Regions from separate parts of the Homo sapiens genome. Here region 1 is linked to region 2. A link is an interaction called in ENCODE POLR2A ChIA-PET data of the cell type or tissue named here. Cell type or tissue: Panc1. All regions are shown on one strand. Each heading gives the region's core, and the rest is flanking DNA. Links, peaks and the distances in the headings are about the cores only.

What was found. ChIA-PET counts read pairs that join two places held together with the same protein. Peaks named below come from ENCODE experiments on the same cell type or tissue, not always from the same donor. Only the 100,000 strongest peaks of a DNase experiment are listed, where the experiment ranks them.
Region 1: POLR2A ChIA-PET joins it to region 2 with 20 read pairs; 1 of 35 experiments calls an interaction of 5 or more read pairs at or near these places.

The regions. Positions count from the first base shown.
Region 1 is chr20:30,574,412-30,579,788 of GRCh38, reverse strand. LOC107987280 (a long non-coding RNA gene) reads left to right here. Exons shown (of 2, transcript XR_007067755.1): 1 at 1-473. Among named protein-coding and RNA genes, the nearest start is that of FAM242A, 220 kb to the right of the region's middle. In Panc1, for the core only: no CTCF peak of the experiment used is centred there; a DNase peak (open chromatin) is centred at 492; H3K4me3 peaks cover 1,556 bases; H3K27ac peaks cover 804 bases.
Region 2 is chr20:31,590,678-31,596,054 of GRCh38, reverse strand. No RefSeq gene overlaps it. Among named protein-coding and RNA genes, the nearest start is that of ID1, 12 kb to the left of the region's middle. RefSeq lists enhancers at 1-326, 327-1,091, 1,092-1,857, 2,624-3,389, 4,551-5,051 and 1 more and a silencer at 95-389. In Panc1, for the core only: no CTCF peak of the experiment used is centred there; a DNase peak (open chromatin) is centred at 2,534; H3K4me3 peaks cover 2,376 bases; H3K27ac peaks cover 4,949 bases.

The DNA.
Region 1 (5,377 bases), core at 330-5,329, 1.0 Mb after region 2:
AGCCATCTAATTTTATACTGCTAGTCAAGCTCTACTCCCTTCCCCCTAGAGTTTGAATTTATTTTTCTTCAAACGCTACACAAACCCAAATAAACTCAACCAAAGCGGACTTTACCTACCTTCCTACCTACCTACCAAGAAAATATCCCACAAAGGAGAGAACGGAGAAGCTTGCAATACAGGAAGAAAAAAAAAGAATTACAGAATGGAAGGGATGTGTGCGCTAAAAATGCAGGTACTTAAAGGAAATTGGGCTGATTTGTACTGGACACCGAATTTGAGGAATACAGGATCTCAACCTTTCTTTGACTGGATTACTTTTTTATTCCATTTTGGTGTGGACGCGTCTGAAACTGATAGTGCTGCTGCTACCTACCATAATGTGTTTGTTGCAAGATCCACAAGAACGTGGATGCCAAGAATCCACAAAAAAAAAACAGATGCAACCGTTGATGAGGCCATAAGCAGAAACAGTAAGTGGTTCCCACGTTTCCTCTGCTTTAACTACTGATGATGAAATGCAAGTCATAAGGCAAATAGAAGGGCTGTACTGATACAGACAAAATGTTATTATTATGGGAAGGGATAACTCCCTTGTAAAACCTTGAAATGTTTTTCTTCTTTGAGAAAAATCTATCACCTATTTTCACCCTGCTCTTGATATAGCAAATATTGTAAGTTGTCTTATGGAGGATGACTCAGGGAAGACGGTGAATGGGTTCACTCAATCCAGAAAAGGAAGAGGAAAATAAAAAGACATAACGACCAATCTGTGAAAACGCTCAGTGGCTTAAAAGACACTATTAAGAGATGAAACTATTTGATTCTTTATTTAACTCCTTTCCAAGGAAATGTTTTTGAAAATCCATACGGTTTACATATTAAAGAGGATCAATCTGATAATAGGTGATTTTTTTGAAAAAATGAAAATTTAAAAATAAAAGGGACAGAATAATATTTTGTATACTTCCACTTCTAGTAATAATAAAATGAGTGATTTGGAACAAACATGTAGCAGAGGAAAGGTGAGCAAACTTTTTAAATGTCAAAAGACATCAAAAGACAAGATAATGGAGAAATGGTGGGCCAAAATTCAGAAACAGTTGGGAGAGTCATGCATTTGGGGCTACTTTTCTCCTGGGGATGATGGTCTAGTCTAGGATCTGAAAAGCCTAGAATCTCTGCAGCACTTTTGACACCTATATGAAGCTGGGGGAAAGAAAGATTCTAGCAAAAATTAAAATGCACATCTTTTCAGGCGCACATAAGATTTGTACAAATGAGTAAAATGATATGGGATTTCAAAATACTGAAATACTATGTTTTCGAATACAGTGAAATTTGGCTAGAAATCAATAAAAATACAACTAAATGATTCATGTGTGCATTTAATAAATATTGTCTCATCTCCAAACCCACCATTCTTCACTCTGCTTTATGGGGCTGGAATGGGGGAGTCTGCAGCCAATCTTTCCCGACCTCTACACCCCCAATCTGGTTCTGTGTTCGGCAACTATTAGCAGAAGAGTATAGGGGTGGTGGGGGCAGGGAGATATACTGTATCCTGTGCCTGCCAGCCAGCAGTACTTTTTCTTGTAGCAACTGCCTAATTTTCAGTTTTTCTAACACTTGAATACCTATTTCATCATGGCTCTTTATAAACATTATTAAACAGCTTCCCAAAGACTGATCCTTAGATGTCTAAGTGCTAAAATTGCAGGGCCCTGTTTCTGAGCTCAGAGACAGCAGAGCCAGCTGAACACTGGCCTCTCCTTAGAGGTCTGAGTTTCAGGTGAGCATGACCTTCCTCCAAGCTTCTAAGTTTTAGTAATTCCTGTCTCTTCACTTTGTTTCCTCAGACCTCAGGTGGTTGCTGCTTGCTGCAGTTGCTACTTCCTGCAGTTGCTACTTCCATCATATATTAGAGTTTTTTTGTTTTTTTTTTTGACATAGTCTCGCTCAGTTCCCCGGGCTGAAGTGCAGTAGTGCCATCTCGGCTCACTGGAACCCCTGCGTCTCGGCTCCAAGCAATTCTCCTGCCTCAGCCTCCCAAGTAGCTGGGATTACAGGCATGCACCACCACTCCCAGCTAATTTTTGTGTTATCAGTAGAGATGGGGTTTCACCATGTTTGCCAGGCTGGTCTCAAGACCTCCTGACCTCGTGATCCACCCGCCTCAGCCTCCCAAAGTGCTGGGATTACAGGCGTGAGCCACAGCATCTGGCCCAGAGTTCTTTTTCTGCTCTTTCAGAAATCTAGCTACCAACTCTACAATATGCTAATTTTTCTTTTCAAATAATTGGTAAGGTTTCTATCTTCTAGGTGGACCCTAAATTATAAACTTGTTTGGAAATTAAACCACTTTTAAGTAATCCATAGATAAAAGAGTATGGCATTGAAATCTGGTGTCATCAGTGAATTCCACCAAATATTTAAAGAAGAAACCATGTTCATCTCAAAATTATTCCTCAGAATAACAAAATAGGAAACACTTTCCAACTAACTTTATGAGGCCACTATAATAACACTGACAAAATTTGTGAGAGGCTTCATTACAATAGAAAATGACAGGTCTGGCCGGGCACGGTGGCTCATGCCTGTAATCCCAGCACTTTGGGGGGCTAAGGCGAGCAGATCATGAGATCAGGAGATCATGAGATCAGGAGATCCAGACCATTCTGGCAAACACCAACACAGTGAAACCCCGTTTCTACTAAAAATACAAAAAAAAAAAAAAAAAAAAAAAGCCAGGTATGGAGGCACGCGCCTGTATTCCCAGCTACTTGGGAGGCTGAGGCAAGAGAATCACTTGAACCTGGGAGGTGGAGATTGCAGTGAGCTGAGATCGTGCCACTGCACTCCAGCCTGGGTGACAGAGTGAGACTCCATCTCAAGAAAAAAAAAAAAAAAAAGAAAAGAAAAAAGAAAGAAAAAGAAAATGACAGGTCTATCTCATCATAAATATACTTTCAAAAATCCTAAACAAAATGTTGCCAATCATATATAAAAGGGTAACACATCATGACCTAGGTATCAGAAACAGAAAAAAAAAAGTTTGATTAATCACCCATTTGTCATAAGAAAATTTAGGCAACTAAGCAATAGTAAAGATCTACAAAAATGGCAACAAATACCAAAAGGAATAGTGAAATATTGAAAACATTTCCTCTACGATGGGGAACAAAATAATGATGTCCACTCCAACCATTTCTACTAAATACCACATTTGCTCCTTTATCCTGCAATCTTGCCAACTAATCTAATTAATTTTAATATTTTATGTGTAGATCTTTTGAATTTTATATGCATGCTCATGTTGACTTCAGATCTGCAACAAATGTGGCACTGCAGCACCATGGGAACAGGGCAAATATTCAACACATGTTGCTGTTAAATTGAATATTGTGAAATAAAACTGAAATTGACCTATACCTCCCACTACATGCAACAATCTAAGGCTGGTGGATTGTAGAGCACAATTTGAAAAGCATTTCTTATGACACTTAAATCTACTCAGTGTATAAACCCATAAGAAATGTGTACCAAAATACACATATAAGAATGTTCATAGCAGGATCATTCATCACAATGACATACTGAGAATACTTCAGATGTCTATCGATGATAGTATGGATAAATATTTTTTGTTATTTACACAAGGTAAGAGCAAGGACATTGAACAAACTTTAGCTGTACATGCAATACCATGATGACTCCCATAAATATGTTGAGCAAAATAACTAGACAAACCCAGTAGATGCAGCGTGATTCCACTTGTTCATTAGACATGCAAAATTCATCAGTAGGATGATTTTGGACAATTAAATAGTAAAAATATAAAGAAAAGCAAGGGAACCTTAAAACTTAGGGTAGCGGTTTCTTTTCCTGGGGAAGAAAGCATCATGATGCTGTGAGAGTGGGGTGTTTGCAATTCTACCATGCTCCATTTTTGGTTGTGAGTGGTGATTATACAGCTGTTCATTTTATGTTCATACTTTCACATGTATATTTATGATTTGGACACTTTTCTGAATGTAAGTGATATTTCAATCTGTAAAAATCAATGATATATGACCAACAAACTATGGTACATCAATACAATAGAGTATTATTCAGCCATAAAAAGAAATGAGATATGAAGTTATGAAAACACATAGAATAACCTTAAATTCATATTGTTAATGGAAAGAAGCCAGTCTGTCAAAGCTACATACTGTAATTCAACTATATGATAATCTGGAAAAGGCAAAACTAAAGGTCAGTAAAGTGATCAGTGGTTGTTAGAGGTTCAGAGAGATTAATTGGTAGAGTACAGGGTATTTTTAAGCAGTGACACTATTCTGTATGATATGGTATGGTGGATATAGGATGTTATGCTTTGTCAAAACCCATGGAATGTACAACACAAAGAGTAAGCCCTAATGTCAACCACAGACTTTAGTTAATAATAATGTGTCGATATTGGTTCATTAGTTGTAACAAATATGCCACACACATGCAAGATGCAAACAATAGGAGAAACTGGGCAGGGGAAAGGAGAGCATATGGGAAATATTAATACTTTTTCTGCAATTTTTCTGTAACCCTAAAACTGCTCTTAAAATAAAGTATTTTTTAAAAAATCAATGATATGTTTCAAAGGAAACTGAATATATGGCATAGAACTTTTTTCAGAACTTAGAGGGAAGGACTAAAAATAATGAGAAACTCTATAATGGATATGAACATATTGATCAGGTGTATCTTATAAGCTAATGAGAAAAAATGAAGATTAGAGAAGGAAGCAGATTGTAATAAATAAATCATTAAGAGAGAATAAACAATTTATCCAAATGGGCAAAATCACATATTGGAAGGAGGAGAAGAAGATGGAGGAGAAGTGGGTGGAAGGCCAGGGTGTGTAGGAGGAGAAGTAGGAGAGGAAGAGTAAGAGAAAAAGGAGGAAGAGACTCCTAGAGATGCACTTGTAGACATTGAAAATTTTTTTTAATGGCAAGGCTGAAGACTAAAGAATTGAGTCAATTTCAAAGGAATGAAAAAATAAGCTTTTCATTTTAATTATTGTCTGCAACATTAAAAGTAGTAATAAAATATAAAAATAATCTCTGGGGTTTTGAAATGAAAAGATTGATCCTTCTATGGTCAGAGAATGTTTTGTTCATGTGCACTATTCTTGGCATACAAGATTCAGTTGTGAATCACTTCTAAATTCTTTCTGGAAAATATTCTTCAAGACATATTACAGACCTTTGGCAACAACACAGATAAAGCTTCCACAGACCGTCTTCCTAGTTTATTTACATAGAAATACTGAATAAAATGTGAACATAAAACTATCATTTATTTGAATAGGGGAATGTTTGACGGCATACATATT
Region 2 (5,377 bases), core at 171-5,170:
CCTCCCCTGCCCACTACCCAACTGGGCCCCTTCCCTTTCTCTCACCAGCCCAGAGGCCTCCCTCCTTAAACTATTAATAGCTCTGTCCTGCCTCAGGGCCCTTGCCCTTGCTGTTACTTGTTCCTAGAACACTGATCAGCCCCAGGTCTTTGCCAGACTCCTCATTCTTCAAGTCTCAGGTCAAATGTCGCCTCCCCAGAGGCCTTCTCAGATCCCCCTAGGCTACTTTCTTTTACATTCTCCTGCTCTTATTCACTGAATTCATTACCATCAGAAATGATCTTTGTTTTCTTGTGTATTTGCCATTCCTTGCCTCCTCCTCCCTGCCCAGGCTATGGGCTCTAAGAGAGCAGGAACCACGGCTCCTTTGGTCACTGCTGTGTCCCAGAGCTGAACTAGGGCCTGGCCCAGAGAAGGTAAGCAACTTGCTCAAGGTCACACAGCGTACTACTTGAAATACAGTAATGTTTAGAGTAGTGTCCTTTGAAGAATAAATTGTTGCCTTATGGTTCAGTGTACTCCTGTGCAAAATGGGTACAAAATATGAACTTAACCTGCAGAGTTATGACACTTCTGCACTTAGCACATGGTAAGCATTCAGAAATGGAAACCACAATAGACCGTTTTGTTTCCATTCTGGGGTGTCATTTTTCCATCCCCCAAACCCGGCAGGAGGCTGTGGGTGGGCACATAAAGGGTGTGGGGCTTCAGGCTCTCTCCCTTTTAATAGGAATGAAACCCCTCAGTTTTCTCATCCACAAAATGGGGACTGTCCCCAGGCCCTCCCTCCTAAGGATTCTGTGCTGTGCCCCTGGGTTGTTTCAGGGAGTGTGGGGGTCCAGGCCTGTGTCCACCTTTCACCTCCCATCCTGTTTTCCAGAGAGGCCCCAGAACAATGGACGGGAGGCTGGAGCCTACCAGTCTGGGCCCCTCCCAAGTCCCCTGCCGATGGAGGGGGGTGGGGTTTTCCTGTGGCTGGACAAAGGGCCATTGCTGCCCAGGGTCTCCAGCAGCCAAAGGCAAGGGCAGAGCCAAGGCTCAGGGAGCTCCCATCTTAGGTTACTCAGCATAGGCCAAACCTGCAGGGTTACACAAACACACTGCTTCGCACACCCACAGAGCAATATACAAATGCACACACCCACACGCCCAACGTGGCATTTATATGTACGACTGACACAACAGACAAACCCAACAGCCACACACCAATAGACACAACCTGCCAAATGCACAACGCACAACAGTACACCATAATATACAACCAACACACTGACCTCCGCGCACACTACCGAAACACCAAATCTGCATAACCAACACACCAAAAAATAGAGACCAAGGAGGAAATGTCTCAAAACACCCCATTATCACTCCTAACAGAACCACATGCAATGAATCCTCTCAACAAACAGGACACACAGACACATGCACCCACACTACAACATTGCAAACACTACACACACTTACATCTATACAGTATTACTCACGCCAAAACACCTGGGACTCCAAGATGCCAACACACATGCCCGCAGCCTTAGAGAAGTCCACTGCCTGCAAAAGGATAAACTGGCTTCCTGCAGGCACCCACTCCCACAGTGCACAGACCCAACCAACACCCACCTGCACCAGGCCAGAGACCTCCCACCACAGCCCTTCTAGAGCACACAGTCCCCTTACTCTCCACACATACACAATTCAGAATCCTGCAGAAAGGCCAGGTGCGGTGGCTCACGCCTGTAATCCCGGCACTTTGGGAGGCCAAGGCAGGCAGATTATATGAGGTCGGAAGTTCGAGACCAGCCTGGCCCACATGGTGAAACTCCCTCTCTACTAAAAATACGAAAATTAGCCAGGCGTGGTGGTGCACGCCTGTAACTCCATCTGCTCGGGAGGCTGAGGCAGGATAATTGCTTGAACCCAGGAGATGGAGGTTGCAGTGAGACGAGATCGTGCCACTGCACTGCAGCCTGGGCAACAGAGCAAGACATCGTCTCAAAAAAAAAAAAAAAATCCTGCATCAGCCCCAAGGACACACAACCACACCCATCCAGGGCTCAGGCCTCTCTCTCCTCTTGCACCCATGAATGCAGGCCTGGGCCCTGCCCAGGGTGGAGGCGTGGGAGCTGACCTGACCCTGGCAGCCTGGGAGGCTCATGCCACCAGTCAGGAGTGCCCTGAGGCCAACTGGCTACACCCTGGGCAAAGCTCAGCAGAGGCCACTGCCCCTAGCTGCAAGGACCTCTGAGGTGAGAGTGGGGAGACTGGGCAAGAGGTCTCTGGGCCTCGGTGGTGTCCCCATATGCCCACTGGGTGATGGACGGAAGGCCCCAGAGGCCCCCTCACAGAAGCAGTGGCCCTCCTCTCTGGCACCCAGCCTGACCCTCCTTTGACTCACCTGCCTCCCATATAACTGGCTTCCCTCACTGCTCCAGGGCCCGGAACCCAGGAACCAGCTGAGGTTGAATGTCTCAGGACCCCGCCCAGCTCCCTGCCCAGCTCCCTGCCCACCTCACAGAGCCTGAGGCAACCACCACCCTCCTGGCTCAACCCAACCCTGAGTACCCAGTCACCAGGGGGCGGCGCCTCCAGCTGCACCCTCACCTCAGGCCGCTTCAGAGCTGTACTCCTCAAATACTATGACTCATGATAATGTACGTTTTCTTCTAAAAAGTATTTTTTTTTTCTGGCTGATGCAAAAGCAACGATGTGCTGTTTAAAAGGAAGCTATAGGCCAGGTGCGGTGACTCATGCCTGTGATCCCAGCATTTTGGGAGGCCAAGGCAGGCTTTGAGTTCAGGAGTTCAAGACCAGCCTGGCCAACATGGTGAAACTCTGTCTCTACTGAAAATACAAAAAAAGGCCGGGTGCAGTGGCTCATGCCTGTAATCCCAGCACTTTGGGAGGCCGAGGCGGGCGGATCACGACGTCAGGAGATCAAGACCATCCTGGCTAGCATGGTGAAACCCCGTCTCTACTAAAAACATATAAAAAATTAGACAGGCGTGGTGGCGGGCGCCTGTAGTCCCAGCTACTCAGGAGGCTGAGACAGGAGAATGGCGTGAACCCAGGAGGCGGAGCTTGCAGTGAGCCAAGATTGCACCACTGCACTCCAGCCTGGGCGACAGAGCAAGACTCCATCTCAAAAAAAAAAAAAAAAATTAGCTAGGCGTGGTGGTTCGCGCCTGTAGTCCCAGCTACTCAGGAGGCTGAGGCAAAATAATCGCTTGAACCAGGAAGGTGGAGGTTACAGTAAACCGAGATCGTGCCACGGCACTCCAGCCTGGGCGACAGAGCAAGACTTGGTCTCAAAAAAAAAGAGTTTATGTGATTTAAGTCTGGGCGCGGTGGCTAATGCCTGTAATACCAACACTTGAAGAGGCTGAGGTGGGAGGATGACTTGAGGCCGGGAATTCAAGACCAGCGTGGGCAACATAGCAAGACCTCTCCATAAATAAATTAATAATAAAAATTAAAAATTAAGGCCCGGCGCGGTGGCTCACGTCTGTAATCCCAGCACTTTGGGAGGCCGTGACGGGTGGATCACGAGGTCAGGAGATCGAGACCATCCTGGCTAACACGGTGAAACCCTCTCTCTACTAAAAATACAAAAAATTAGCCAGGTGTGGTGGCGGGCGCCTGTAGTCCCAGCTACTCAGGAGGCTGAGGCAGGAGAATGGCGTGAACCCAGGAGGTGGAGCTTGCAGTGAGGCAAGATCGCGCCACTGCACTCCAGCCTAGGCGACAGAGTGAGACTCTGTCTCAGAAAAAAAAAAAAAAAATTAAAAAAAAATATCAGCTGGGCCTGGTGGCACATGCCTGTAGTGCTAGCTACTGGGGAGGTTGAGATGGGAAGATTCCTTAAGTCCAGGAGTTGACGCCGCAGTGAACCCCGATCTTGCCATTGCACTCCTGCCTGGGCAACAGAGGGAGACCGTATTAAAAAAAAAAAAAAGAGGGGCTGGGTGAGGTGGCTCACACCTGTAATCCCAGCACTTTGGGAAGCCAAGGCAGGAGGATCACTTGAGGCCAGGAGTTCAAGACCAGCCTGGGCAACACAGCAAGACCCTATCTCTACAAAAAAAAATTTTGTTAAAGCTGGGGCCGGGGCAGTAGCTCACGCCTGTAATCCCAACACTTTGGGAGGCCGAGGAGGGCAGATCACCTGAGGTCTGGAGTTTGAGACCAGCCTGGCCAACATGGTGAAACCGTCTCTGCTAAAAATACAAAAATTAGCCAGGTGTGGTGGAGAGTGCTTGTAATCCCAGCTACTCAGGAGACTGAGGCAGGAGAATTGCTTGAACCCAGGAGGTGGAGGTTGCAGTGAACTGAGATTGCGCCACTGCACTCCAGCGTGGGTGAGATTCTGTTTCAAAAAAAAAAAAGAAGGAAAAGAAAAGAAAAAAACCACACAGGTTCCTGGCAGTCAGCATTCAGTAGGCACTAGTTATTATTACAGTGACTATAATACCTCTAATTGGGTATATCCTCCACCACTGAAATACAGAGCTTTAGAATCATTAAATAATAAATGGTTATTGTACACTTGCTTTGTGCTAGGCAAAGCATGGAAAGAACATGACCTAGGCTCATGCTCTTCAGAGCTACATTTAGTTGAGGGTACCCAAATGGGAATAAACACCACCAGCCATGTGGTGCTTCCTTGCTGCTGTATCCAGATGCTGAGGACACAGAGGTGTGGTGGGTAGGTGAGCTACTGCCATCCCAAGGGCGTACTTTGTAGGAATTAGAGAAAGGAACTCCTTACTTCAAGTAGATGGAGCCTTCCACAAAAGTACTATTTGTAGCAACTTTGTGTTCCTTTCAGCCTGTTCAATGGCCCTGCAAATGTGACCTCTTCCTGGGGAGCTCACAGTCCGCTGGGGAAGACAGACCATAATGAGACAGTCACCCCTCAAGTTCCCAGTGCTGTGATGGGAAAGCACGCGAGGTTATGGGAAGCTGCCAGTCAGCTAAGGTAGACTGGGGAGGCCTTCCTGAAGGAGGAGGTGATAGTCCAGCTGAGACAGACAAAGTGAGGAAGGGTTAGGCCGATGCTCCTGAGCCCCAGCATTTGCATATCTGGGATGTCAGCAGGAGGCAACTGCTGTGTCACCCTGCAAAAAACATTAAAGTCTGGCTTGGCACGTGGCTCACACCAATAATTCCAGCACTTTGGGAGGCCAAGGTGGAAGGATGACTTGAACGCAGGATTTTGAGACCAGACTGGGTAATACAGTGAGATCTCATCTCCAGAAAATATTTTAAAGGGCTGGGCGTGGTGGCTCATACCTGTAATCCCAGCACTTTGGGAGGCCAAGGCAGGTGGATCACCTGAGGTCAGGAGTTCAAGACCAGCCTGGCCTACATGGTGAAACCCAGT